Regions from separate parts of the Homo sapiens genome. Here all the other regions are linked to region 4. Evidence: chromatin loops called from intact Hi-C (ENCODE). Cell type or tissue: endothelial cell of umbilical vein. All regions are shown on one strand. Each heading gives the region's core, and the rest is flanking DNA. Links, peaks and the distances in the headings are about the cores only.

Evidence for each region. Peaks named below come from ENCODE experiments on the same cell type or tissue, not always from the same donor. Only the 100,000 strongest peaks of a DNase experiment are listed, where the experiment ranks them.
Region 1: it touches region 4 in a loop (13-fold over the local background); 6 of 110 quality-filtered maps call a loop at or near these places.
Region 2: a loop joins it to region 4, with 11 times the contacts of the local background. A loop is called at or near these places in 32 of 110 quality-filtered maps.
Region 3: a loop joins it to region 4, with 8 times the contacts of the local background. A loop is called at or near these places in 6 of 110 quality-filtered maps.
Region 5: it touches region 4 in a loop (15-fold over the local background); 20 of 110 quality-filtered maps call a loop at or near these places.

What each region holds. Positions count from the first base shown.
Region 1 is chr6:12,603,413-12,609,563 of GRCh38, reverse strand. No RefSeq gene overlaps it. Among named protein-coding and RNA genes, the nearest start is that of LINC02530, 21 kb to the right of the region's middle. RefSeq lists an enhancer at 955-1,074 and a silencer at 3,473-3,767. In endothelial cell of umbilical vein, for the core only: a CTCF peak has its summit at 3,586 (motif pointing right); a DNase peak (open chromatin) is centred at 3,603; H3K27ac peaks cover 630 bases.
Region 2 is chr6:12,231,059-12,237,209 of GRCh38, reverse strand. It overlaps a transcript of EDN1 not described here. Among named protein-coding and RNA genes, the nearest start is that of EDN1, 56 kb to the left of the region's middle. In endothelial cell of umbilical vein, for the core only: a CTCF peak has its summit at 2,991 (motif pointing right); a DNase peak (open chromatin) is centred at 3,009.
Region 3 is chr6:11,583,190-11,589,340 of GRCh38, reverse strand. It overlaps TMEM170B (transmembrane protein 170B), which reads right to left. Exons shown (of 3, transcript NM_001100829.3): 3 at 5,817-6,151. Among named protein-coding and RNA genes, the nearest start is that of TMEM170B, 49 kb to the right of the region's middle. In endothelial cell of umbilical vein, for the core only: a CTCF peak has its summit at 3,703 (motif pointing left); DNase peaks (open chromatin) are centred at 2,500 and 3,700; H3K27ac peaks cover 1,995 bases.
Region 4 is chr6:11,697,304-11,703,454 of GRCh38, reverse strand. It overlaps LOC340184 (a long non-coding RNA gene), which reads right to left. Exons shown (of 3, transcript XR_001743973.2): 2 at 3,192-3,272. Among named protein-coding and RNA genes, the nearest start is that of ADTRP, 78 kb to the left of the region's middle. In endothelial cell of umbilical vein, for the core only: no CTCF peak of the experiment used is centred there; a DNase peak (open chromatin) is centred at 3,124.
Region 5 is chr6:12,072,052-12,078,202 of GRCh38, reverse strand. The region is part of intron 2 of HIVEP1 (HIVEP zinc finger 1); the gene reads right to left. Among named protein-coding and RNA genes, the nearest start is that of HIVEP1, 63 kb to the right of the region's middle. In endothelial cell of umbilical vein, for the core only: a CTCF peak has its summit at 2,785; no DNase peak of the experiment used is centred there.

The DNA of each region.
Region 1 (6,151 bases), core at 1,228-5,227, 910 kb before region 4:
CAAAAACATATCTGAGATGAGACAGACTATGGTAGAGTGACTTCAGTTTAGGACAGCTCTACCTTCACAAAGACTTAACAAAGCTCAACTCCTGTAACGCCCTTTATAATGTTTAAAGATGTGCTGTAGGTACTTTTTTGCATATTATCTCTAGTTCCTCACACAATACAATTAGGTATTGTATTGCAAATGAGATTTTATACTCATTTTACAATGAAGAAGTTCAGACTCATTAAAAAATTGTAGAAACCATCCACCTGGTAAGTAGACTTTGGAGGATTCAAACCTAGGTTTGTTTATCAGCAAAGCCTGAGTTCCCCCAACCACCCCCGCCCCCCGGCACAGCACACTGCTTCCCTGGTTCAAGGGCACCATAAAACTTACTACAGTGGAAGGAAATTCCAGAGTTTAAGCTATTGTCAAGGTAAGTCATATATGTGGTCTTCCATTGGTCATCTTGACAAGCTGTGAACAGCTTCATAGATATTTCCTGTTGTTTCTCTATGGTAAACCTTGACTGGCAGGTTTATAATTAGTCTTTCTGTCCAACCCCATTTCTCTTCTCCAGTGAAAGGTTTAGCTATGACACTAAGTCCCTTTTCAGTGAAACAAGGAATATGGTCACTTCTAGTTTGATTTATGCAGGACAATCGGAAAGATTGGGCAAAAGCTGGCTTTGGCTTTCTTTGTTTAGGCTATCTTTGGTTGAGAAAGTGGAAGGGAAAGTTCAAAGATCCAGAAATGGTAAGAAGAAACAAGAAAGCCATCAAGTTTGGTTTATTTTCTCAAGTTGATTATTTATGGCTAGTAGTCCACAGATGAAGAATTTTAATGATCGAAACCTAGAAATATGTGTTGTGCTATTTTGAGCCTGTTTCTTTAAAATGTAAGACTGCTAGAGGTATGAAGAGAAACTTTTGTTGTTTAAAAATAGCATTCGATATTGACAATCTTTTCAAAGTTGCTCATAATCACCATTTAACTGAGTGGATTTTATTTCTGGATACCAAAAGATATGATGATGCTTTTGTTTCTTTTTTTGTTCCTCTTTTTGCAGATAAAGCACACCCTGTCTACATGCACTTTCATTATGCTCTGTTGCAGGAAATTAGCTAACATTTGTGGAATGTGTCATCTTTTACTGCTCAAGGGTTTTGTTTTTCATCCTTTTACAGAAAGGATTGTTCTTAGCACCTTACCAAGAGCGCATCAATATAGTCACGCCACAACTGATGGGTATTGTCTGTTATTTTCATAAAACAGTGTGCAAAAGGCTTCTCAGCCTTCTTTACATAATACAGCGAGTGTCAATAAACAGAGTTTTGTTTTTTTTTTTCCAACAAGCATAGACATTTTATTGGCCAGGTGCGGTGATTCATGCCTGTAATCCAAGTGTTTTGACAGGAGGATGGTTTGAGGCCAGGAGTTTGAGACCAGCCTGGGCAACATAATGAGACTCATCTCTATGGAAAAAAAAAGTAAAAAGTAAAAAATTAGCTGGGTGTGTCTCACGTGCCTGTGACCCAAACTACTCGGGAGGCTGAGGCAGACAGCTTGAGCCCAGGAGTTTGAGGTTACAGTGAGCTATGATTGTGCCACTGTACTCCAGTCTGGATGATGGAGTGAGACTCTGTCTCTAAAAAACAAAAAATAGACATTTTATTATCATCAGGCTTACTATGAAGACTAACAATTGGTAACTGAAGTTCTGCACTGAAAATTTATATTTTAAGATGGTTTTTTTCACAAAAGGAGCTTTTCTTTGTCTAATATTTAAGTCAAGATTCTTGTTCCTGGCTTCAGTATCTCTGCAGTATGTTCATATATTTATTCCTCTGTGTGTGTGTCTCTGTGTGTGTGTGTGTGTGTGTACATATGCATATACACATATATACTCATACCTGCATGCAGGTTCCATTGCTGTTTATCATGTAGGAATTTTTTTCTCATCAGTGACATAGGTTTAGTGACCCATCTTCATTAACTATATCACGAACATTCAGGGACACAACAAAACTAACACTATCAGAATAAATTATTCATCCAAAATCCAGTTTTCCTTCTGGTAACCAAGTACTTAATGATCAGAACAGAGAAAGGCTAAACTTAATAAATGAGACTATTTAAATGAAAATATTCAGGATTGTAAAGGTAAAGATAAATGTTATGTTTGCTGTATTTACAGCTCCTTTGTATGATGCTGTAGCATTTAAAGCCCAATATCCATGTAGGAAATGATGAAGAAGATTGGCAATCAATTGGGAAATTGAATGGGGATGGGTAAACTTTACAGCTGTGGGTTTTAACCAAACCCAATGGTTGTTTTACTACCAGAAGAGTGATTCTGTGGCATATATTTCTTGCAGAAAAGAAAGAGGAGGGATAAACATGTGAGTGCATGTGTCTGCGTATGACAGGGACAGAGAATAAGGAAGCATAAGAATTTTGAGATAATCAGTAGGGAGGGAAAGGGAGAGATGAGCAGGGAGGGAGATGTTAGACTGGCTGTCACAGTGAGGCTGATATTTTTAATTTCTCTTTTTTATTCCCTGTGCTCATTTTGGCTCCAAGTCGCTGAGGCCGTTTCTTCATGAGTTTTAGTATTCTAGTCTAGTGAGACACACAGGGAGACGAGCAAACAAGACTTCAGTGTGAGCCCATCGATTGCTGAAGGGACCCTCGTCTGGCAACATCATTCCTGCATTTTGAGGTCAGCAGTTCTCAGGAAGCTAGGCTGGCTCAGTGCTTGGGATCTGCAGTGGAAGCTGACGCTCCCCACCAATCATCCAGTGAGCACAGGCAATTCTATCTTCCCACTGCTCTAATGATAATGCATTCCTTCCCTTTGAAACACTTAATTTTCAGATTTTGATAACTTCTGCCCACCTTAACTCCTATCAATCAGACTTTATGTAACAGCACTGTGTTTGGTTCCTGAAATGAAATATATTCTTCAGAACAGCTATAAGTGGAACAGGCTCAGAAAGAAGAGTGGATGTCAAATACTGTTTGTCATATCCTAGTAAGAAGTAGACTTTCATATGTAACACATGATCCCAGTGTAGCTTGATATAAATGGAAGATTTAAGTGAAAGAGGTCTATAATTTTGTTGGCAAAATAAAGAGAAATTTCCCTTATGCTAAGACCAAGTAGCCAAAAGTATCTCTGAAAATGGTAGACCTAATTCAATGAAAATCCCTCTGAAATTCTACCAGAGCTTTCGTGATTGTGTTAGTGAAACTCATCAGGTAAGGCTGGAGCTATGAGGATTCTCATCATTAACTTAATGGGGTTTGAGACTCAGATGCTTGAAAATGTGTAAGGTGGTTTGCTGATTTAATGTGAAACCGGAACTGTTGCCACCAGCCGCTCCTACCCACCCCATGTCCTGCCATTCCCATTGTAAGACATGTGTTAATGAGAACTGAATATCATGTGATGGCATCATTGGATCAGTTTGGGAGCCATTATCATACCACCCATGTGTGCTTGCTTTTGCCGTTATGTATTTTCTGGTGAGCAGTTGGAGTTCTTCCTTCAGTTACGAAGTGTGAGTTAATAGATGACACTCTATCCTAGACACTAGGTGGCGGCAGACTGCTGAGATAAACCATTACCCAAGGGACCGAGAGGCTCAAACCTGTTCCCCAATACTCAAAAGGCAGATGAAAATGGCAGGTGGATAAAACTGAATGGTATGAAACAACACACGCAAGATTGCAAATTTTCAAAGGCATGAATCACTATTGCATCCCCCAAAATCGTGTGAAGCTGCTTAAAGCTAACTTTACTTTCTTTAAAACGTCCTGGAGCAGTTATCACCCAATGGCCCTAATACCGTATCCAGTTTTGTTACATCTCTGAAGTCAAAGGTAGACACCCAGATATCATAGCTTCTCTCATTTATCATGAAGGGTTAACTCTAAATCTGTATTTTCAACCAATCTCTTTTTTTTGTTTTAAACATGTTTATAGTTGTTTTAAGTGGTAATATTTAAGTTCAAATAATTAATAGCAATATTTATTAATACTATCAGCCCAATGCTTGAGTAAAAATGCTGAAAAAAGTATAAGATGTTCAACTGTGTGCAAAGCACCACTGAATGTTTTCTAAGAATATTAATTTCTTATGAAAGACTAATAATAGATTGTCAATATAGTTTTAAATATTAAATATAGAACCAAATAAGATTTGACAATGAGAATTTAAAGACCATCATACTGTATTGGTGCACATGACATTCTAATTTTCAGTTTTTTTCCTATAAATGTTTCCTGTAATATGTCTTTGTGAATTGTTTTTTCCACTCAGTTTTAACTCCTAATCAGACCCAGCCCCACCTTGGAGAAGTCAACATCTTTAAGATGTGGAACATTTTAAGATTTATTTAAACTGATGACCAGCTAAAGATAAATAAGATAAATCATAAATATAATAAAAATAAAGAAGAATAAGAAAGCAAATAAAGAAATAAATAATTTTAAAAGAATAAAAACAAATTTAAAAATAAGTTTTAAAAACAGGACACTTTATATACTCTCAACTGGCTATTTCTGTACTCCCAGGGCATAAGCTGAACATAAATGACACTAAATAGGAACCCTAAAAAGAAGTGGAACAGAATTCCCAATGATGAAACCTGGTGCTTCAGGAAAATTCCAGTGTTAGAAGACATTGTGTTTGGAATGAATCCCCCTACACGCTATTACCAAATAAAGTTGTGCCAGGGCAGAATTTGAAGTTTTGTGAATTTGTTTTTAGGTTTTTAAATTGATTTAGGCTTCAGGAATTTCTAAATTTCTGCCAAGTCTAAATAGCTCTTTGTGGTAAGGCTATTAGCCTGTCAACTAGATATCACCAAAGGTCTTCATGAAGTACAAGTGGAAAAATAAGAGACAATTGCACTTTGCATGGATAGCTAAAAATATTTTCCACTCTCAAATACTCATCAAGTAAAAAAAAAAATCAGAGTATGGGCCTTATATCAGGACACTAGTATTTTCTTTGGGACTCTTATTTTTTATGCATAGGCCATATGTACTTTACTAATATTCTACAATGTATAATAGAATTTGGTAATATAAATAACTTGTGGTTTTATTTATATAAAAATTATATAAAGGTATAAAAAGTTTTCATTTTCACTTGCATATTTAATGCGTTGCTTTTGTAAAGAGGAGTACATTTATTTGAAGATAGAATTACCTAGAACATAAATGATGTATGGTTGCAGAATAAACACATTTAAAATGACTTCTTTAATTAATTTTTGAATTTTGAATTTTACCTTATTTAATGTTGATTTTTCTTTTTTAAACCATAGCAGGGTACATTTCTCCTTTGCTACCTGGCTCTACTCTCGGCCAAACCTCCCAGCCCATGGATGAGAATTCTCTTGTGTATCAATGGATATGCATGCTTTATTTTGTTTTATTCTGAGGGGATCTGTTTCTTCCCACAGCAGAAAAAGCAAAGTTGCCTTTTTCAAAGTTGCTTATGCCGTAAGGCATAAGATGGTGGTAATTCTTTGTGTCGACATCTATTTTAGTACAGTTTAAAAGTAGGTACTTTTTTAGTATTTTCAAAGGGGTCTGTCCATATTTCATCTTGATACGTTATTTTTTGCCTAGCACAGTGTCTTGCCTATGGGAAGCATCATATATGTTTTAAATACATCTATACAGTTTAATTGAATGCTAATAAATTACTCCCCCAACTCAGTAATAATGGAGAGAAGGCCAAATGGAAGTGAGGGTGTGGTCATACTCGGAAGGGATTCTTGAAACTGTCTGGTAGAAATAAGGCTTCTATTAATAAATCAGTCAATTCAATTAAACACTAGACTAGTGTCCATTTAATCAGCTTCTGAATTTTGGGTGTACAAGCAAAATAGTGTACGGTTTGGGTGAGTCTGGTTTGTTTTGTGTTTTCCACTATGAAAAAAATCAGAACCACTAGAGGTCACTCCAGTTATTAGCAAGAACTGGTTAGGCTAGTCTTTGTCTTACAGGACAAGGCAGCTCTGGCAAGCCTGCCTAAATTTTGCCATCAGCAGAAGCAGAATAAAAGTTAACTTCAATGCTCATAAATGGTTAGTACAAGTCTATGGTTTGCTCTATCCCATTACGCCATCCTGATTTACCTTCCTC
Region 2 (6,151 bases), core at 936-4,935, 530 kb before region 4:
AAAATATGGCACATATACACCATGGAATACTATGCAGCCATAAAAAGGATGAGTTCATGTCCTTTGTAGGGACATGGATGAAGCTGGAAACCATCATTCTGAGCAAACTATAGCAAGGACAGAAAACCAAACACCACCGCATGTTCTCACTTATAGGAGGGAATTGAACAATGAGAACACTTGGACACAGGGTGGGGAACATCACACACCGGTACCTGATGTGGGGTGGGGGGAGGGGGAAGGGATAGCATTAGGAGAAATACCTAATGTAAATGATGAGTTAATGGGTGCAGCACACCAACATGGCACATGTATACATATGTAACAAACCTGCACGTTGTGCACATGTACCCTAGAACCTAAAGAATAATAATAATTAAAAAAAAGAAATATACTTGATAGAAGTTAAGAAGTAAAAGTTTCCTAACAAAAAAAAAAAAAGAAATATTGGCCTAATTAATTAGAAACATACTTGGACTGTCACTTGAGCTTACTCAGGATAAGAGATTTATAATAAAGCACTTAGAATTTTACCAGTTTTTTTCCTAATTTCATCTTCCATATCAAATATTTTAGGAAAAATGAATTTATATATAAAGCTCCCTTTTTAAAGTGAAAATCTACTTTTATTATTAATTGTTTGGCATCAGGGCCAGGCACGGTGGCTCACGCCTGTAATCCCTGCACTTTGGGAAGCCAAGGTAGGTGGATCACCTGAGGTCAGGAGTTTGAGACCAGCCCAGCCAACGTGGCAAAACCCCATCTCTACTAAAAATACAAAAAAAATAGCCTAGTGTGGTGGCACACGCCTGTAGTCCCAGCTACTGGGAAGGCTGAGGCAGGAGAATCACTGGAACCTGAGAGATGGAGGTTGCACTCCAGCCTGGGTGACAGAACGAGATGCCTTCTAAAAAAAAAAAAATTGTTTGGCATCAAAATTACTCATTCACTGGAAGCCATTAGAAAATGTACATTCAAATTTATTCTATTATTGAATGGAAAAACCTACAAAGTGAGATAATACTTTTCTTTTTATTCGCAACCAAGGAATCAGTTTTATTCCCATGGAATCAAATAGGGATTCCTTTTCAACTATTCAGTTGAAATAAGTCAAGAAACAATTCAGTTATCTCAAACAGAATACAGTTTAAAAAGACTGACATACCATTATTGTTATGAAATCTTGTATACAAGAAAAACATGGAGAAACAATCTTTTGAAAGTCTGCTTGTAAAGCCAGTATTCAGGATAGCCCTGTTATGATGTACGCTTTGTGTCTCAGAGAAATCAGAATGTCTGCAACAAAGGCCTATGTGATGGCAATATTGCAGAGCTGCACTGTCCAATATGGTAGACACCAGTCACTTGTGGCTATTTAAATTTAAATTAATGAAAATTAAATAAAAGTAAACACTTGGTCCAGTCTTACTGGCCACATTTCAAATGCTCAATAGTCACCTATGGCCACTGCAGAGCACAAGTAACATTTTCTACATTGCGGAAAGTTCTGTTGGACAGCTCTGTTTTAGAGTCTACTGTAGTACAGATTATCTGTTAAAAGAATGGCTCAACCAATAGCGATCTCAAGTAAGAAATTCGGAGTGAGAGCACAGGAAGGAACTAGAATGGGAGAGGCTTTGAAATGAACAGGCACTGTCTTGGCATTACATACTAGCCATTCAAGGGGAGACCGTTCATGGCAGTGCTTCCTCTTTTCATGGTACTTTTTGTATTTCTTTTTGGTGTATGGAGAGTCAGGGAGTTATGAACTATATGGATTTATCTACTTTGGAAAAACAGAGAAGCATATATTCCCGATAATCATTGTCCTTAGACATGTTAGTAAACATTGCTATGTGGAAGTCACCATGTTACCAAAATTAGCAGCAGATTCAGTGGAGAATAGGAAGGAAGCCTGAGCAGGACAGACTTTCTAAGGAAACGGAGAAAGCTGAGGTTCCTGCCTCACATTTTCCATACAATTGCGCTGTACTTTAGAACCATCTACCTCTTAGTGAAGTCCAACCCCTATTCTACGAATGAGAAAATGGAGACCCAGAGACAAAGAAGTGACTTACCCAAGAACACTTATGGTATCACTGGAACAAGACCAGGGGCGAGATCTCCCTTCTAACATGACTTGGCCCACATTACTACTACTCACTTGCCAAGCAGATACTCCAATCCTCCCCTTCAAACAATGAATATGATAAAATCATCCTTTTAAAGAATAACTGAATTTCAGTTCAGGAAGCACTGTAATTGTCCAAGTGAATGTTTGTCAAATATCTCTTTCTGGTTTTGTTTCTTCATGAATGATCTAGAGTCTGGTCACTTGCTGTCTGGCCCATCCTCAAAAGCCAAACTTTCTCCTAAACTCTGGCTATCTCAGTAGGTCCATGGACACCAATGAAGTCCCCATCTCTGAATGCAAACCTTCCTGATCAATGTAACCTTGGAGAACAGGTTAATTCTAGCACCTTGAGTGAGTTCCAGGTAGGATTCTGGCAGTTCTGGTTGGGTTTGCAGCCAAGAGCCAAAATGCCCCAAAAGAGCCTGAAGTGGACCCTGGTCTTGGTCTTGGCCTTAGAGGTCAGCAGAGCAGTGTTTAACAGCAGAGACTTTTGCTTCAGAAAGACTTGACTTCCAAGTCAATCCAAGCCCAGCCATTTGTCTGTGACTGGACCACTAAGTGACCTCCGCCTCCGTTTCCTCACTTAAAAGTTGAAGTAATAAGAAACACTTCCCTGTGGTTTTGAAAGGATTAAGTTGGCTACTTACTATACATATCTAGCATAATGTGTTAGTGTCAGGAACATGGGATTCACCCCATGAAAGGGGATGTCATTGTTAACTGGTCTGAGAACCCAGAGAAGCAGCAGAAAGACACCTTGGGGGTTCTTGCTTCCAGGCAGCCACCTGGGAGTCAGTTTTCAGATCCTGGCTCTCTACTACCAGCTGAGGGAGCATTTCCAGTTTCAGCTCTCAAATTGTGCCAGTTTAATAAATGCATCAGACCACAAGGTGGTGCTTGATTCTAAAGTTTGATATCAGGAGGCTTTTCTAACCACAAAAGTAGTGAATAGCAAAGTGCATTCAACATTGTTAACAAGAGCCAACTTCCTAACCCTGATACAGATGTATAGGTGGGCTCCTGGCCTCTCTGACTGAAGACCAAGGAGTGTGAGCCACACAAGGAGCATTTGGCATGTGAGGGGGATGGGGAGAGCCTCAGCAAAGCTGAAGCCTTTATTTGGTTTCTTTTCCTACAGCATTATGTAAACTCCTGTCAAACCTACACTTGTGCTGTGTGGTTGTCCTCCAATTTCTGTATTACTCAGGCTCCCATGAGCAGCAGTTCAAGGAGTACAGGGAGGAGGAGCGGAAGAAGGGTGTTCTTGGGACATCAACCCCAAGGTATTTCAAAGCCCACTTCCTCTCGTAGTGCAATGACTGATGCCTCCAGCTATGAGTACAGGTCATGAGGCTCTGTATGTAAAGCAGATGTCACCCCTTTTTATTTTCAACATGCCAGCGTGATGCCACTGGGTCTTGGTGAGTTGGCATCACACACATCATCAGCAGCAATCTTGCCCATGCGGTCGGCTCTGTATAATAACATCTGTATTATAATAATAATAATCATAGTGCCTTAGGTAGGTAGAGCAGCTTGAATTGTCCAAAGGACTTTGCAACCAATTTGCAGTTATTATTGACAGAGCTTTGGTCCTGGTGCAGTCGCTACCTGGACATGACCTTGGGCAATTTCGTGAATTCTGTTTACCTGTAAAATGGTGGAGGAAGAAGGCGGGTAGACTAGATAATTTCTACAGTCCTCTTTAATGCTAGAATTCTGTGAATCAGTCTTGTTTTTCCCTCAGAAGAAGTTCTCCATCCATGAACATTTAGGCTTTAGGGGATGCTAAGAGGGATTTAGGGGGAACCCCTGATGAAAACAAGCAAAATGGAAAAGATCAGGAAAAGGTAGGAGGACAGAGCTAGGAAGGGCTAGGCTTGGAGACAGAATAAAAGAGCTGAAAAGGACTCAGGACCTATAACTTTGGATGAAGGCAACTGAAAGGCTTTTGTGGGAAATACCCCTGTAAAGGAAAACAAAGAGAAAAAAGAGAAAACTTAAATCTGCTGGGTTTTCTTTGGATCCAGCCAAAGGATTAGCTCTAAGATTGTTTTCTAGCTGATCCTCTGATAACAGCTTTCTAAAGGCTTGTGTAGACATCCCTTCACCAAATTTTTTGACCTTTTAATCCTTCTGAAAGTGACCTGTCCCTCTTTCTACTAATGAGAACAGAAAAATAAAAGAAAGTTTGCCAGTCGTCTTTTCAAGAACATTTTGTTGATTTTCTCATTGATGTGAAGGCTGTACCCAACAACCTTTCATTATAAGGTAACCAAAAGGTATATGCATGAATCACAACAGCTACCGTTCATAAACTATACCACTAATTCATAGTTTGCAACATTTTCCTTTAGTCTATTAATACTTTGAGTGAAAGAATCATTTAGGATCAACTTTATTTTAATAGATGCAATTTCATCTTAACTAAGACATTTATGCATTTTTTTCCTTCTAATAACGAAACCACTAACACTGCGGTAAGGCAGAGGAAATGAAAGATGAGTTTGACAGCATCAGGCTGCTTGGCTCAGAGAAAATACAAGATTGCTACATTCCACAAGTTACTGAATTTGGGGGAGCGCTGCATTTGTCCTCTTGAAATGATCTGACTCAGCTTCTCTGAATTTTATGAGTACCCTGGTCATGTCATCTGGGAATCATATGACCCTTATTTATTTGATACTGGACATTTTATTGCTTGGTGAAAAAAAAACCCAATAACTAAAAATATGAACAGACTTCCCATATGGTGATCTAATCAGATATATGTATTGGTAGAGACTATGATCGTGTTACCATATAAAGTGTATATTATAATTATATGTTTTATATTTTATTATATAAAATTATAACATATACTTTATTATATTATATTATAAATATAATATAATATACACTTTATTATATTATATTATAAATATAAACACTTTATTATATTATATTATAATTTTATATAATAAAATATAAAATATATAATTATAATATACACATTATATGCTTCATATTAAGAGATTATATAAAAATGTGAAGAACTGGTATCTCTTAGGAAAATGTCAACATTTTACCCTTTCTTTTATTTAATCTGAATGCTAAAAAAGTCTTTATGGTTTTAAGTCTATTGTTTTTTGGTTTTTTAAAAACTTGTTTTACTAGGTAATAACCAGGAAATTATGACAATAAAGTTTACCTCCCTTAGAAAATCACCGTTAGGTGACTTTATCCACAGTCATCACTGAACACATTAAATTTATACAAGAGATGGAAGCTTATTATAAAGAAAAATTACCATTTATGTGTAACTTGAGTGATATCTGAGTAAAAACTAAAAAAAAAATCAGACAAGAATATTATTTCATGAAAATGTCAGGGTTATAGTGTCTTTCAGTTTCACCAATTCCTCTCTGTTTAATAAAATAAATTTATAGCTTTAACCTACAACTCTGCAGACAACCATGTGTTTGCTTTTGAAATAGTTGTCTAAAAAGCTACTGAAATATTTCCATTTTGCTTCTGTTCAGAGCACGACCCTGGAAGAATCTAGAAGTCAAATTACTATTTAGTTTTAGTAGAAGAAAAAAATAATGTTTAATAGTCAAAGCTGGGCAGCAAATGCATATGGGAAAAACAATAAAACGTGTCTTGAATGGATTTCACTCCATATGAGTTTCCTTTTCCATTGCTTTTCAAATTTGTTTCATTCCTTTAAGTTGATGCTTTTATCTTTTCCTGTTAAGCATGGATTTGACTTTTGATTCGTTGAATTGCAGTGTTGGTGGAACACTGGTTTTTACAATTAAAAATGCCAAGCAAAAAATGTGGCTCCCAGGAGCCCTTCCTGGTCAGTGGTGTTCAATCACCCACTCCTGGCAGAAAGTAAGTGCTGCGGAGAAGCAGGAGTGCCAGGGTTAGATGGCTGAAAGTTCACAGCCAGTTCTGGGCTGTTAATCTCACGGCTTATTGTTTGGTTATAAATCTATTTTTTATTAAAATATAATTACACTTACATAGTAACAA
Region 3 (6,151 bases), core at 1,330-5,329, 110 kb after region 4:
TCCAAGGGGATCCCTTTGGGCCTCTAGGGATTACCTGAGTCCAGGCAATTAGGCTGCTATGGCCACCTCTGTTCTGCTCTTCACATGCACATCTGTTCAAACAGCTGTCCAGGTCCCATAAGAGACCTTTGTTTAACCAAGTAAATGGCTTTCTTCATTTATTAAAAGCATTTTACCTTTCCCTCAAATAAGAACAGATTGTGAGGACAAAATGACATTATAGATGTGAAAATGGTTTGAGAGTAAAAGTTGAATTCCAACATTATTACAATGATGACCCTATCAGTAATATAGGCTTTACATATATCCTCCAGGCACTTGTAAAAAATGAAAAACAGGCCAGGCACAGTGGCCCATGCCTGTAATCCCAGCACTTTGGGAGGCCGAGGCAGGTGGATCACCTGAGGTCAGGAGTTTGAGACCAGCCTGGCCAACACGGTGAAACCCCATCTCTACTAAAAACACAAAAATTGGCCAGGCATGGTGGTGGGCACCTGTAATCCCAGCTACTTGGGAGGCTGAGGCAGGAGAATCACTTGAACCTGGGAGGCAGAGGTTGCAGTGAGCCAAGATCGCGCCATTGCATTCCAGCCTGGGCAACAAGAGCGAAACTCTGTCTTAAAAAAAAAAAAGCCAGAAGTTATGTGAAAAGCTGAATTTAGATCAAGACACTGTGTGTGTATATATTCTTGCATGTGCATATATGAACACATATGTTTGTGTATGATGTTGGCCAAGACATGTAACCTGTATGCCTCAGTTTCTGGATCAGCAAAATTGGAATAATACCTCTGCCTTGTTGAATTGCAAAAAAGGGAAAAAAAACAGAAGTTAGAGTTTAGATTTGAAATTTTCTTCCCTTCTCATTCACCTTGCAAAAAATCCTCCAAGTTAAACAAGTTTCAAATGAATCTGGACGTAGACTAAGGCTCAGAACTACATGGACATGTTAAGTGTCAAACGCTTGGAGCCAAACTGGTCCTGGCCTAGGAAAGTCTGAGAATAACAGGTCTATACTGATGCTGTCCTGTTAAAAGTTTCAACTTGCATTTACGAGAAAGCAAAAAGAGTTGATGTGTTTTCAGGTTTACTGAAGAAGAAATTGGCATAGAGAGATTAAGTCTAATGTGAGGTCTCATGGGCACAAAGGGTCAGAACCTGGGAGAAGACCCAGGTCTCATATCATCCCCTCTCAGGTAACATGCACAGGGCTTTCAAAAGTCACGAGTCTCAAGAAATAGAAATGCTTTTACGCTATTGATGGGAATGTAAATTAGTTCCACCATTGTGGAAGACAGTGTGGTGATTCCTCAAGGATCTAGAACCAGAAATACCATTTGACCCAGCAATCCCAATACTGGGTATATATCCAAAGAAATATAAATCATTCTACTATAAAGACACATGCACATATGTTTACTGCAGCACTATTTACAATAGCAAAGACATGGAACCAACCCAAATGCCCATCAATGATAGACTGGATAAAGAAAATGTGGTACATATACACCATGGAATACTATGCAGCCATAAAAAGGAATGAGATCATGTCCTTTGCAGGGACATGATGAAGCTGGAAGCCATCACCCACAGCAAAGTAACACAGGAACAGAAACCCAAACACCACATGTTCTCACTCATAAGTGGGAGTTGAATAATGAGAACACATGGACACAGGGAGGGGAACGACATACACCAGGACCTGCTGGTGGGTGGGGGGCAAGGGAAGGGAATCTAGAGGATGAATAAATAGGTGCAGCAAACCACCATGGCACACGTATACCTATGTAACAAACATGCACGTTCTGCACATGTATCCCGGAACTTAAAGAAAAAAAAAAGTCATGAGTCTCTCAAAATTGTAGTTTCCTCAACCCTACATCTCCCACTCATCTCTGTACCTTCTCCTATTTTCCACATCAAAGATAGCACAAGCATCTTCTTTTAACACATTTTGGAGTCACCCACCAACACCAATTCCCACGAAAAGTAAGCCAAGTGTAGTTTTATGAAAATCTGTTTGGTCCTCTTTTTTTTTTCTTTTTTGGCAACAGAGTCTCACTCTGTTGCCCAGGCTGGAGTGCAGTGGTACCATCTCGGCTTACTGCAACTTCCATCTCCCGGGTTCAAGCGATTCTCCTTCCTCAGCCTCCCAAGTAGCTGGGATTACATGTGCCCGCCAACATGCCCGGCTAATTTTTTTGTATTTTTAATAGAGAGGGTGTCTCACCATGTTGGCCAAGCTGGTCTCGACCTCCTGACCTCAAGTGATCCGCCTGCCTCGGTCTCCCAAAGTGCTGAGATTACAGGCATGTGCCATCTGGTGTCTGAAGTTCAGTCCTGATTGAAGACCCTGAGTGCAGGGGCACGTGTGTCCCCATGGCTGCTGTAGGCCACACTATGGGAAAACAAAACTCGCGCTTTTACAACCAGAACTCTGGAGCTGAAAAGACCAACCCTCCCTCTCTGAGTTTGAACTAAATAGTTTGTCTCTGTAGCATAGTAAACAAAGCAGAGCAGCTCATTAGCAACAGGATCTGCAGTGGTTGGTGACTATGTGCACAGCTGATGGGCAAGTCCCGGCCATCTTTCAGGATTCATTTATGCTGGCCGCCTTGGCTTCCTCATCTTGTACATATTTGGTTTAGAGAATGCGAGGAATTTGCTAGCTGAGCAAGTTTATTCATCCTGCTTTCTAACTAGGCTCTTTCCCACTGAGGTATGTTTCTAAAATTTCCCTCAGCAGGCTTTGTTGCAAAAGCAGTGCGGGGTTCAACGGGACAGTTTAAATCTAAAACAAATCCTCCCTAAAAATGCACTGTTCTCTGTCAGGACAGAATCTGGCTCTGTCTTTGAAACAGAAGTGCCTGAACTTATTACCAAAACTTCTAGCAAAGGCTGGAAGGACATCATCCCTCTATGTGCAGACAATACATTGAAAGAGGGCAATGGGACAAAGGTTATTTTCTAAGCACTCACTGCGTGCAACATGAGATGTCATTCCATTTTACTAATGTGAGAACTGACTGTTGCAGAAGTTAAATGACTTGGACAAGTTCAATTACTAAGTGGTAGAGCAGGAATTTAAAACCGAGTCTCATGACACAAGGCAGATTGCACTATGTGTGCGTAACCCCAAGTTGACCAACTGTATAACTAAATGTCACTAAGAAAGCGTAGACTACTAAATTAGATACTAAGATATCAAGGCTTGCATCTGTAATCCTAGCTATTTGAGAGGCTGAGGCAGGAGGATTGCTTGAGGCTAGGAGTCGGAGACCAGCCTGGGCACCAAACACAGTGTGACTCTCTCTAAATAATAAATAAAATACACTAGGTAAAATAAATAAATTAGATAAAACCATTATGCATTGAGTTGGAATTTAAGAAAAATATATAAATCAAAGTCTAGATTAATGACTTACAAAAATCATAAACTAAAGTGATTTTCTAATTTGCAAACAATCCTGATAGGTTGTTTCTAATTTGCAAACAACCTATCTTAATAATTCTTTGGAAAGTTACATTGGCTAGTGATGACATGAAGAAACCTTAATTTTTCTCATATTTAATTTTCTGGTGTGCATTTCTTTTGGAAAAAAAACATTAAATGTATCATATGGAAATGAATCCAAAAGTAACAATCAGTTAATTTCAGTTCATAGGTAATGTCCAAGGCAAAAGCAAGGAGAAAAATAAAATAGAACCACTGCACCATCTAGTGACGGAACTCTTGCTTTACAAGAAAACCACCTGATGCAATTACATTTTGCCAATCAGTCCCCAGAACTTTCTGAGCCTGAAAAATATTCATAAAATTGTCCAAAAGAAGAATGCCTAGTGACAATGAATCATAGAAAATTAAGAGCAGACAGGATAGATTCCTAAGTTTCCATTTGGAAGCTAGAGGCAAACCCAATTTTTAGTCCTCAAAGAGTGGGTGCCATGGATCCTGTTTACTTTCCCCTCTGCACCCAGAAGCTTGATGTAGTATTTTATGAGCTAATAAGGGTTTGAAGCCAGGCATGGTGGCACACACCTGTAATCCCGGCTACTCAAGGGGCTAAGGAGAAGGACTGCTTAGGCCCAGGAGTTCGAGACCAACCTGGGCAACACAGTGAGCGATCCACTCTCAAAAACAAAATAATAAAGGTTCAACTGCAAAACACAGATGGTGTAAGGATGTATTCAGTAAATCTGAAATGTTTCTCCACAAGCCTGACTAGGACTCATTCATAATGGTAAACACAAGGCTCAGTTTAAGACTAAAGCGTCTTTCTTCTAATTACCTTTCCCTGTAGTTTTGTCCAATGTAGGTGGTGATAAATCTGAAATTTACTAGCCAGGCATGGTGGTGCACATCTGTATTCCTAGCTACTGGGGAGGCTGAAGAGGGAGGATCACTTGAACCCAGGAGGTCAAGGCTGCAGTGAGCTAATTACACCACTGCACTCCAGGCTGGGCAACAGAGTCAGATCTCATCAATCACTCATTAAATCTGAAATAAGTAAATCCGAAATTTAATGTCTTATTTGAATGCTCTGCAAATAACAAAATGCCCAAAGAAAACTGACTTATTTTTTTAAATTACAAAAATATTACTTCAAGGGCCAAAAAAGATACTAGAACTAAAATAGAAAACTTTTTTGGGATCTCAAGATTTATATTTTGTCCAAGATGTTAACATTCATGGCCAGGGAGAAAATGTATTGAATAATTTTATGATTAGTGTGAATGAATAAAAAAAATTACCAAGGAAGAAGAAAATATATTTCCACGGAGTAATTACGTGGAATGAGTAGGTCAGTGTATGTGAAAAAACGTTTACTTCCATTATGCTTGCGCAATGTTTAAAGTGAAGCTAGTTTTCATTCCAGCAAGATTTGAAACATTTATAGTGACTGGCTCTGTCAGCTCCAATCTCTTCACAGGCAAGATAGCAGTTGAATCTAGTTGGGTACTTAGCACTTCCCTGAGAAATCCCAAACATTCAAAATATGCATAAATTTGACAATTCAAATCCTCGGTTGATAATTTTTCAAGACCACATAATTTCATCTGGTTTTTTACAGTAATGAGATATTATCTCATTACAGGTAAGAGTTCCCAAAATACTCTGTAGACACCAACACAACATAGTTATGTTGGGGGAAGCAGGTAATCGAGCAAGAAAACCCCAGCCCGGCAATTATTAGCTCTGTGGCCTTGAGCAGATTCCTACCTTCTCTTAACTTCAAATGCTTCATCTATAAAACGGCGATAAAACATATCACTTGAAGGGTTACCTTAAGTGTTAAAGAATACATAGGAAGTGTCTTTAACAGATAAGAAGCACTCAACAAATGGTAGCTCCTTATTAATAAAATTGATAGCATGTTTCTTTAAACGGTAACTCAGAAGTAGATGCTATGTGGCCCAGGATTGATCCTAGGCAAGTCTATTAACCAGACTTTATGCCTCACACCTTTTTTTTTTTTTTTTTTTCTGAGACAGAGTCTCACTCTGTCGCCCAGGCTGGAGTGCAGTGGCACGTTTTTGGCTCACTGAAACCTCCGCCTCCCGTGATTTCCCAGGCTCAGCCTCCCAAGTAGCTGGGACTACAGCCACACACCACAGCGTCCAGCTAATTTTTTTGTATTTTAGTAGAGACGGGTTTCACCACGTTGGCCAAGCTGGTCGCCTCTCAGCTTTTAAGCACTAACTCCTAAATCTGTAGGTAAAACAGGGCCAGAAAAATTGACAAAAAGGCAAGAGAAGACATTTGAGTCCATAGTGAATGAATTGAAAAGATTTATCACCAAGAGTCAAACACCCCATAAAGCTTTCAAAGACAGGTTTATTTATATATAAGTGCATGAAATTGAATACAGAAACTTTATTAAAATACTGTATATTACAAATTTTTAATCCAATAAATTCTGTGTAATGACATTTAAGTGCTGGATTCACTTTTTAACAGTTGTCTTGTGTGTATCAGTAAAGAGTTCACCCTGTATATTACAAAGAGGAGAGCCACATGTGGACCTCAGAAATGGTCCTGTGATTAGACACTGAATGATAGTAATTGTGCATCTTTTCCTTAAAGCAATGAATTGGAACCTAGATCTTATCTTTGTAGACCTACTTTCTATAATTAAAAATAACTTGCATA
Region 4 (6,151 bases), core at 967-4,966:
GCAGAGCCATTCAGCCTCGCCTGCAGATTCGGAGTCGCCTGGGGACCTTCTAAAAGTACTTTTGCCCAGATGTCTCCTCCAGAGCTTCTGAATTGGTCTGGGCTGCAGATTGGGCATTGGGAATCTTAAAAGCACTTCCAGGTCATTCCCATGTGCAGCCAAGGTTGAAGGCTGCCTGGATCCCTGACGTATGGGAATTCTTGTCCATTTTCCTTGCCTATGGCAGCAGCTGAGGTCTTCAGGTTGTTTTGAACATCATCTGAGAGAGCCACTGCCTTTGTTCCAAGCTTCCTTGCAAAGCCACTGCCCAGCCATGCAAGTGCTCAGCACATTTTATGGCATGACCAACTGCCTGGTCCCTTTGGGTGCAATAGCAGAGGTGACTTTGGGGTGGAGTGTGGAGCCAGGCTCTGGGAACGGCTCAGATGCCCCTGCAAAGCTTTCTGGTGGAGCTGTCTCCTGTCTCCCTGGGACCTCAGTGCACTTCCTTAGCAAGAGCCCAGACTACTGGAGCCAGGGAGGCACCTTGTGGGAATTGTGCCAACAAATGACCTTTGGACTTGAACTGTGGCCTGGCTCTCTCCTGGGTCTCCAGCCTGCTGGCCTGCCCTGATAATTTGGGACTTGCCAGCCTCCATCATCACGGGAACCAAGCCCTTAAAATAAATCTCTTTCTAGGTACATACACATCCCATTGATCCAGCTTCTCTGGAGATCCCTGACTGCTACACTCTTCCTTGGCTCCCCTGGCCTCACCTCCTTTCTCTGGATCCTCCCACCCTCCACTCTCTGCGTCGTTTGCCTGCAGTGTCTGTGACTCATAGGCCTATAATAATCCTTCCGCTTCTGCTTGCCAAACTCTCCTCTTTTCATTCAAGAGTCTCCCCAAATCCCACATCATCCCATCAAGGAAACAACAGTCTCTCCTCCCTAGGATGAAGCCATTCATGGAGCAGATTTCAGAAAGAAAACTCTGTCTGTATGAGTGTTTCTTTGAAAATTCATGTTGGAGACTATTCCACGCATGACAGTGAGGGGACTTGGTGTTCCACAGGCTCTGTCTCAGAGGCCAGGCTACAGGGCTCCCCGTCTGCTCTGCACAGGTCTGCATTTGGCACATGGTCTCATATGGCTAGTGGTGCCTACCAGATGGTGGTCTGGGGCGTGGCCTCCTGAACAAGCTACTGAAGGCCACTGTCCTGCATGGCTACAGATTTCACAACCAACCCTATGCCACCAGCCTGTTCATATGACATTGCTTAAGGCAAGGAGCAGTCAGGGAAAATCCCTGAGCATGCGTTCTCTCAGCTGTGGGCCACCATGTCTTCCTCCTGTGAAGGATGAAGGGTTGAGGAGGCACTATCCTTCCCTTCCTACCACACATGTAGAGGGGCCCCTGTCGTGTTACTGCAACCACCATTAAGCCACATTCTCAGTGGACATTGCACAGCCATCGGACATGCTGCCTCAAAGCTCCACCTACAAGCTATGGCCCCAGAGACCCCTGAATGCCATAGACAGCTGGTGGTATCCCAGGGACAAAGAAAGCCCAAAGTATATGTTCACATCGCGGGGATACTAAAGCGTCAGAGTGAAAGAACATAAGCTTTACAGATACTCTAAATTCGGTTAGTCCCATTTCCACAGCATTTGCCATCTTGGGTGACTCATTCAACCTTTCAGAGCTAGGTTTCCTCATATATAGAGGAGGAACGCAATACCTGCTTTGTGTTAGTGCTACTGAGAAGAAGGATGATGATGTTGATAATAATAATAGGCTGAGGACATTCTGCCCAGTGTTAGCATCCAATAAATACCCGTTTCTTTCTCTGTTCTCTTAACTAAAAGCCTCTACTAATCCAGTGGAGGCTACTTATGGGTCATAATTTGAACACCTGGGAGAGGTAGTGTGAAATCATAGTATAGAGGAGCTGATGGCAGCACTACGATGCAGACGGCATTCACGGAAGGGGAGTTGATGACAGGACTAGGATGCAGAAGGCGTTCATGCAAGGGGAGCTGATGGCAGCACTAGGATGCAGATGGCGTTCATGGAAGGGGACCTGATGGCAGGACTAGGATGCAGAAGGCGTTCATGGAAGGGAAGCTCCCTTACTGTCCGCATGGCTTCACAGCATCAACAAGAGGGTCCCAAATCACATGTTCCAGCACCCATTCCCCAACTTGAAGTCCCAACACAATAAAAATAAAGGAAGGCAATGAAATATTGTAAATGCCATGGAGTCTAGAAATCCTAGATTTTAGAACCCTCTAAGTCTATGCAAAGCATTAACATTTCAACACATAACCCAATTTCAGGAGGCTTACACAAAGGAAAAGCAGTCCATTGCAGCGCCCTCCTTCTTCCCACTGGTGTATAGGAATGCCTCCTAAGCAGTCGTGGCCTTACAGAGCCCTAGAGACAAATTCATTTTGCTTTTTTGTTTTATTATTGTTATTATTATTATTATTATTATTATTATTATTATTATTATTTGAGATGGACTATTGCTCTGTCACCCTGGCTGGAGTGCAGTGGCGTGATCTCGGCTCACTGCAATCTCTACCTCCTGGGTTCAAGCAATTCTCATGCCTCAGCCTCCCGAGTAGCTGGGATTAAAGGCACTCGCCACCACACCTGGCTAATTTTTGTATTTTTAATAGAAACGGGATTTCGCCATGTTGGCCAGGCTGGTTTCAAACTCCTGACCTCAGGTGATCCACCCTCCTCGGCCTCCCAAATTGTTGGAATTATAGGCGTAAGCCTCAGCGCCTGGCCTCATTTTGCAATTAACAAAATACAAGGAGGCCCTCCTTGATATTTGGAGATAGAGTATTTCAAGCACATTTGATGAATTTCTATCTTCTTATGTTGTGATAAGAAGGCTTGGCAGGATGTTTTTACAATTGTAGTATACATTTCATGGGGAGGAAAGGAAATACCTATATATGTGTGTATTTTATATATACAAAATATAAAATGAAAAAATGCAGTTGAACATATATATATATATATATATATATATATATATATTCTCTTCTGGTTTTCAACTGCATGTTTACATTATCTCATGTTTGGGTCTAGGCCTGTTATTAAATGGGAAGATGAGAGCCCTCTGGTGGCTAAATGGACTCTTCTTTTTTTTAAGAGATAGTAAAACTAATTATCTTGTGTTTTGAAAATTCTATACCTTGTTCCAGTTAGCAATTTGCTGCATAAACTTCATCTTTTCTCCACTTTTCTCCACTGTTCTTCATCTTTTCTCCTCACCCTTGAGTAAAGACATAATGAGATATTACATTTTCAACCTCTTTGATGCTCACACTTTGCATTTAGGCAAATAGTTAATCCACCTTCTGAAAAGATAAAACAGTGTTTTAGAAATTTGATTTTCAGACACTCATCTAACAAATATTTATGGGGCATCTATAACAAGTAAGACACCATTCTAAGTACTGTAAGAGCTATAAGAAAATTTATAATATAACATCTAGTTGCAAGAAGCTTATAGTAGAGTATAAAAAAGAACAGCCTTGACTTTTTAAAAATGTATTTTTTTCTATAAACTTTAATCATTTTATCAAATACATAAGTTTTCTTATCAGAGGTATTCTCCTAGGTTCCCTATCTTCCATCTACTCGGGTGCCTGTAGCAAGAAGTGGATCATCAAGTTGAACTCTTCCTTCTCCCACTGTCCAATCCAATGATTCATCATGTCCTGCCAGCTCTACTTCTCTTTATTTCTATTGATGCCAACTTAGATCAGGGCACCTAAATTTCAGGTCATTACTATATCCTTTTATTTATTTTATTTTATTTTATTTTTATTTTTATTTTTTATTTTTTATTGAGACAGGGTCTCTCTCTATCACCCAGACTGGAATGCAGTGGCACAATCACAGCTCACTGCAGCCTCGACCTCCTGGGCTCAAACAATCCTCTCGCCTCAGCCTCCTCAGTAGCTGGGACTACAGGGATGTGCCACCATAAGAGGCTAATTTTTAAATTTTTTGTAGAGACAGGGTACTCCCTACGTTGCCCAGGCTTATGGTATGCTTTTTAGAAATGTATTTTTAAGTTATTTTTGAGTGGTTGATACATGTACATAGTATAGAATTCAACATATACAATAACAAATGCATAACAGGTAAGTCTCCCTCACACTCCTACACCGTACACACCTGGTTCCCTTCTACAAAACAGCTACAAGTATCAACCCTTTGGATATACTTGTAGAGATATTCGGTTCACATGCAAGCATGTATGTATTTTTCTCACAAATGATGACACGCAGTTCAGTGCCTTGCTTTTACATCTTTCAGTACCTGTTGGAGAAAATCCTAAATCAGTGTAAAGAGGGCTGCTTCATTCTTTTTCAAGAGATGCATAGAATTCTATTATATGTATGTATATTACCATAATTTATTTAATCAATTCTCTATTGATAGAAATTCAGATGGTTTCCAATCTTTTACTATTACAAGTCAATGCTGCAATAAATATCTTCTTGCAGACATCATTTTTGCACGTGTGCCAGAATATACTTAGAATAAATTCCTAGAAGTGAAATTATTGGATCAAAGGATATGTATATTTTTACTTTTGATAGTTATTGCCAAATTATTCTTCATAGAGGTTTTACCAAAGTCTACGCTCGCTGACAAAATATGAGGCTCTGTTTCCCCAAATTCTCAACTATACCGTGAGTTAGAACTTTGTGTTTTATCTTTACCAATCTTATGGGTAGAAATGGTGCCCCAATACAGTTTTAAGTTACATTATTCTTAATTTGAGCGAGGTCAAGCATCTTTTGATGTTTATGATGTATTTTAACATAAAGATACACCTTTGTCCTTATCTTTACTATACATGGATTTAGTTATACGTGTCTCCTTATATCTCTTGTTCATTTTTCTGCTTGGGGTTTGTTTTTTGCTTGTCTTATTGAACTGTAGGAGTTTGTGGCAGGCAGCTTCCAAGATGGCCCCAGATGACTCCATCTCCTGATATCCACACCCTGACACACTCCCCCTCCCACATCGTACCACAGTTGCTCTGTGTGACCAATAAAATATGGCAGAAGAGATGGTATGCCATTCCCAAGATTAGCGCATAAAAGATAATCAGCTTCTGTCTTGGTGGCTCTCTCAATCTCACTTGCTCTGGGGGACACCAGTAGCCAGGTCTTGAGCAGCCCTGGATAAAGAAGACCACGTGGTGAGAAGCAGAGGCTCTTTTGAGAGTTTCATGAATGACCTTAGCCAGGGTCCTTCAGCCTCGGGTAAGCCTTAGAAAGACCCAGCCCTGACTGATGTCTCCACTGCAACATCCTGAGAGACCCTGAGCTGGAATCACTCAGTTAATATGCTCCCAGATTCCTGACCCACAGGAATTTTGAGATTATAAGTATTTGTTGCCCTAGGATATTAAGTTTTAAGGCAATATTTAAGACTTGATAAAATAGTGTAAGTTGATAATATAGAGTTGATAATGATATAGTTTGATAATAATATAGAGTTTTTGATATATTAAGAAAGCTAAGTCAAGTGCAATGATGAGTGCCTGTAGTCCTATCTACTTGGGAGGCTGAGGCAGGAGGATCACTTGAGCCCAGGAGGTCAAGTGCAGCCTGGGCAACAGAGTGAGACTTCATCTCTAAGAATGAATGAATTAAATAAATAAAATGGTAAACTTTTTAAAAAGAAAGAAAATCGGTCTCTTTCTCCTGAGCTTGAGTTTCTTGATTAGAATTTTAAATGCTTTTTCTTGCTTGTTGAATGTCTATTAGTCCTCTTTGTGATTTATTTTCTTTCTTTTTTTTCTTTATTTTCTTTTTTGCCATGCAGATTTTTTTAAAAAAATTTACATACTGAAACTTATCAACTTGGGGGATTACTTTTATACTTAGAAATGATGAAAGACCATACAAATTCCAAATTTTATTTTCTTCCATTTCTAATAATAAAGAGCTAGGCCACTTTGGTCAACTCTCCTGCTAAAATCAACTAAAAATAATGAATACAATAATTTTCTAGTATCCTTTAAAGCATCAAGAAACTGACAAGACAATAATGAATTACCAGACCAAGATCTAAGAGATTCCAGGAACCCAGAAGAGAAACTGTATTAGTCCGTTTTCACATGGTTGA
Region 5 (6,151 bases), core at 1,030-5,029, 370 kb before region 4:
TAGCTGAGTCAATGCTTTGCTTGGCATCTTTCACATCCCTTCTCTAGGAGTATTGAGATCAACAGACCTGCCTGTCAGATATTAATCCTACAGTCACTATTCACAACTGTCCCATTAACTTGCCATATGCATTCTTCTTCACCATCTTCTTACCTAAACAATGTCCTCTTCTTTTGTAATCCTTTCCAGAATTGGTAATTCTCTGTGGGGGAAATACAACAGCAAGCAAGATATAGCCTCTTTTCAAGATGGTACTCCATCGCATTCTGTGATCTCAAATTACTACAGATACAAACACATCCATACTCTCTAAGAGAAAAAGGAAAGGATGAAGATTTAAAATGTGGGAGTAGCAGAAAAGAAACAGTGAAAATAACTGTCCAACCCCCTCTTGAGTAAGAAGAGGGAGACTGAGAGGCACAGAAGATGAGAAAGGGAAGAATGCCATTACATTTCTTCTAGAAGTCTCAACAGAATTAGATGTCAATTTGAGATAAATAATATACTGATGCTTCAGTTTTCTACTATAGACCCAACGACCAAACCAACAGCTAAGACTTAAGACCTTCCAGCCCCAGACACCGGACTTATCATCACTGTGTTGGCACCTTCAGCTGGTGGATCTCCAGCCCCATCTTCCCCTTGTAAGTTTCACACATTCCCTGAGAAGGCTCCTTACTTCAGGAAGCTCTCACTTCCCCATCACATGCCTACGAAAGATGACAAGTGCAGATGACTTATGACAAGGACGCCAAGGACTTCAGAGCTCCTGTCCAGGATCCCATGGCACTAGAGCACCCACCTGGAGTCTTGAATGTAACCCTGAACAAAGCGTCCCTCTGGACACAATGGCATCGCCACCAGGGATGACGTTAGCAGGATGAGCTCTGTATTGCCAGTGACAATAGTCAGGTACATCGCAAATTAAATACCTTTTGCAGGCTATGCTGAAAACCTAATCTGATATGACACATTATTACTAAGGGCAAATGTGGTCTGGGCACCAAACCACAGATTTAAAACTGAATTTTTGTTACATAATCCAGTTATAATTGAGGCCTCACTGCATATGACTCGGGTTCACAATGCTTCAGATAATTCACTTAGGAAGAAAACTCTGTCAGTAAGAGAAGTTTCTGGGCTCCTCCTGGGGCTTTGTAAGTTGTAGTTTAGGGCCCTGGCTTCCTATTTGATATACATCATCCCTCCAGCAAGATCCACCTCTACGGAAAACTTACTCTAGGTAATCTATGCTCACATCACAGAGACTCTGAAAAGGCCTCTCTCATGTAACGTTAAGTAGCTGACTATATTCTAATTAAAAGTGAAACAAGAATTCTCTTTCCTTCAGCCCCAATCAGAAATTTGGCAGACAAATTCACTCACTACCTGTTGCACTGATATGGCTGTCTGCTGTGGTCTCGATGTTTTTGTCCCCTCCAAAATGCATGTGTTGGAAACTTAATCCACAATGCAACAGCAATGGGAGGCAGGGTCTACTGGGCGGTGTTTAGGTCATGAAGGCTCCACCCTCATGATGGACCTATGCTGATATAAAAAAGGACTGCAGGAGTGGGTTTACTCTCTTCCGCTCTTCAGCCATGTGAGGACACAGGGTTTGTCCTTCTCTTAACCTTCTGCCTTCCTCCATGTGAAGACACAGCAAGAGGGCCCTCACCAGTGCTGCCACCTTGATCTTGGAATCCCAGCCCCCAGAACTGTGAAAAAGAAATTTCTGTTCCTTTATAAATTATCCAGTCTCAGGTGTTTTGTTACAGCAAGCACAAACAGACTAAAACAGCATCTCTCTCTCTAAGATGTTTTCAAAGTAATTTTATCTGATTTTGAACTATTTTTTCTTGTGAGTTTTTATTTCAAAAAGTATACCCTACTTCAAATCAATAAACATGTGCTTAATTAGTAACCCATACAAGTCAAAGCCATAAACAGAGATATGTTAGGCAACAAATGTATATTCAAATATAATCTGATATTGAAAGAATATCTAAAAACTTAAAAGCAATCAGTTAATATTCTTTAATGAAGCATATTTCTATATTTGACTGTTTGAAAAAACAAAGACCAATGGTAAAAAAGCTATAAGACAAACAACTCAGTTCCTTTCAAAAATAACCTGCAAAAAAAGCAAGAAGAGAATTGGAAAGGGTACCCACAGATCAAAAGAATACAAAAGATACATCAACTTATAAAACAGGTGGAGCTTATTTGCCCTCATTCTAACGAAATGTTTAAAAAATTACACTACTGGGGACAACTGGAAATTCAAATACTGACAGGATATTTGACCATATTATTAAGGAAATTACTCTTCTTTATTTTTGTTTGTTTCACAAAGGTATTGTGATGACATGAAAAGATATCCCTTATCGTTTGGAGCTTATATAATGAAAACATAGGAATGAGATGATATCCCCAAGGTTAGCTTTAAAGCAATGTGGGAGGGTGGAAGTAGCCAGAGTAGTAAATGCAACCAGACTGGCTACCAGCTGTTAGTTACTGAAGCTGAACGATAGGTAAATGGAGGCTTATTACACTATTCTATTTTGTAATCATTTTAAAACTTCCATAATGAAGTTTAGAAAAAAAAAAAAGGCCCAATCTGAAATTTTTTAAAAACTGAAAGATTACCAAACTCAACACGTGTTGTTGTAGTGTTAGTAATAATAAACAAGAAATGACATGTGACAGTGCAAGACGAGTGAGGTGAAGCAGCTAAAGGCCAGCGCAGAGTGGGCATTCAAAAGGTCACTGCCCCTAAAAATCATCTGAGCCCAAAGGAAAGGAAATAATTTCTGAACTACCACTAGGAGTCAGGTTTGCACACACCAAAGCTGAAAAGGATAACAGAATAGAAAACAATTTCTAGACATCCAAAGTTCTTCATTCCTTTCGAGGGGATTGGGAGATAGGGTCAAAGACCTCCCCTTTAAGAATCTGAAAATTGGAAAGCCTTCAAGATACAAAATCTAAAACGCCAAACCCAAGGAGCAGAGCAATGTACATGGTACACTTCCATCTGTGTCATGCACGTGTCTACGTGCCTGTGCGTGTGCATGAAAGGATACACAAGTCACTGCTGCAGTCAGCCCTGAGGAAAGGGGCGGTGTGAGAAAGACACAGGTTTCACTGTACTTTTTTTACTGTCTTTTCTGTTTGAACTAATTAACTTGTGAGATTTAACTTTGGTTTTTGAAATTTAAACGATATCTAATACAAGAAGAAAGTATTTCAACTATCCCAATTTGCCACTGTTAACATATTACCACATTAGTTTCCAGGTTATTTTTCATGTTTGTGTATGTATACATACATACTATCAAACATGAAAAGACATAAGAAAACATGGATACATTCTTTCTATCTTTATAAATTACATCTTCATAATCCTACTCCAATACTGATCCATCACTTTTTCTATTAAAAAAGTGATAATTTTTTAAAAAGAATAAAACTTCAAAAGATCTCTATAAAAAAAAAAATCTCATGACCAGCGTACAGCCTCTCTCAGAAAGAGAGACAAGGACATGCACGCGCGCGCACACACACACACACACACACACACTTTTTCATACAATTAAGGACTGCAGCGATCTATGGAGACCCCTAAATCCATGTCAAGAACCCCTGCTACAGACCTACACTACACTATCATTATTCTTGCACTGTGAATGAGGATTCAAAGATACATTTTTATGGTGCTATTGAACACTAACTTTTCTGCTCATTTTCATTTTTTTCAGTTGTTAAATTTCTCCCCAAATAATATAGTAATATAGCTCTTACTAGTACACACTATTCTTATTTTGCCATACGGAAAAATAAGTTTAAAAAGTAGGTATATAATCTTTCCTTTTCTTAATTTCCCAATCCAATTATTTTTAACAACTATCATAGAGTGGAAGAGAGTAGACAGGAAAGAAAAAATCACTGGTATCGGTGCATCAGGCATTGTGCTTGGCATAGGACACTCACATCATCTTTAGAATCGGCCATGTGCCAACTTTTGAGTAAGGCAGTATCCCCCATTTTAGAACCTAAGCTTTAGTGGAGATGAAAATATTTTAATCAAATAAAATGTTTTCATGCATAAGTACCTATAACATACAGTAAACAATGCAATTTCTACAAATGCACAAGGAAGAAAGAACAGTGATGTACAGCTCTCATGGTGCACACCCACTCCAATCAATCTACTTTTGTTCCCAGCAGTAGTGAGGTGGGGAGTGTGTGGTGCAGGGACCTCTCACCAGCTCACCCACAAACCCTGCCAGCCAACCGGGGGCACTCAAATTCACCAACCAAAAGGATCCCAGCACCATCTTATTTTTCCGCCTGCCAGCTCAGGAGGCTTCCCAGAGTGTCTTAATCCTTTAACATGATGAAAATCTGGATGGCAAAGGTTCCCCAAGATTTTAATATCTACTCACTTAGGACTCAGGCTTCTGGTAATGGCAGAATAGCCTATATGAGACTAACCCTCCTTCTAATAACAATAAAAATGTAGAGAAAATATATATTTTTAATGAAAGTGCTGGAGAGTGACCAAGAGCTGGCAGAAACTAGATGTGTTGACCCTTAAAGGCTGAGATGCGAAGGAGGTGAGGCCACATTTAAATGGTCTTTCCCCCAGGGCAACGGCCAGTCCCCTAGGAACAGTGAGGCAGGAAGCAGTATTACTGAGCTGGAGGACACAGAGATGGGGTCTGGGGCAGCTGGAAATTGGGAGGAGGTAGGTACAGTGAGCGGAAATCCCAGAAAAGAGGGAGACTCAGAGGAGGGAGTCTAGAATCTAATAACAAACCCTCAAATCCTTGGCTGTCTTTTGAACTGCTTGTGTAGAAGACAAGGAACCCAAAGTAAAGCCACCCAAAGGAAGACTGGAAGAACTGAGCAAAGTATCAGCAGTGACTCAATATGGGGGACAAGGAGCTAGGAACTCAAGTCCTGCCAGGGATAGAGTAGCCAAGCAAACATCTTCTATTTCCACTGAAACTTCAGACTACGGGCAACTCAACAGACCTACTCTAAAAGGCCTCAAAGCAAGCCTCCACCAGTCTATGAAATAATCTGATAGTAATTTAACTGCCTGCTAGAAAACACATGATAATCTTCAGATGCAGATGACAATAGAGAGCCTCTAAAACATATCCACATTGTTCTCTATGTGATTAAAAATTATTAGGCACGCAAATCACAAAAATGTGACACACAGAGAAAGCAGTAAAAAGAATAAGAACTACACAAGACAAAGATGTTGGAATCAGCAGACAAGGGATGTAAAATAACTATAATATATAGGAAATAATTTACAGAAAAAAGATGGGTAAAGAATGAATGAAGAGTAGAAGATTTCAGAAGAGATATAGAAACTCTAAAAAGAATGGAAATACTAGAACAGAAAAGTACAATAGCTGAAATAAAAATTCACTGGATGAGAATAACAGCAGACAGGGCACTGCCGTTAGGAAAGGAGTCACGAACTTGAAGACAAGTCAACAAAAATTATCCAACCAACGCATACAGAGAAAAGCCTGAAAAAAATGAACAAACTGTGGAATCATATCATGTAATCTAACACAGATGCAACGAAAGCTCCAGAAGAGAGAGCTGGAAAAAGGGAATAGAAGAATATTCCCCAAACTTGACTGAAAATATCAGCCTGCAGATCCAGGAGGCTCGGTGAACCCAGGGAAGATGACTCTAAAGGATACTACACATAGACCTATCACAGCAAACCAGCAGATTAAAACAGGAATAGAGATGAGGAAAGGGAGGGGCACGAAGTGGGAGAGGGGAAGGGGAGGGAGAAGCAGCGAGGCAACAGGATTTAAAAATGTCTAACTAGAATTCTATATCTAGCCAAATTACCCTTTGAAAGTAAAGCAAAGTGATGATATTTTTAGAAAAAAGTTGAGACAATTTCTTGCCAATATTATAAGCAATGCTAAAAGGGGCTGATTCAGGCTGATGGAAAATGACAACAGATGGAAATAAGCACCATAGCAGGGGACAGAGCACCATGGTCCACAGGCCAACTTCAGCCTATCGCTGTTTCTGTAGTGCCCATGCATTATTTATTTAATAAAAAAAAAAAAAGAAGAAGAATATGTGACAAAGACTGCAGACTATG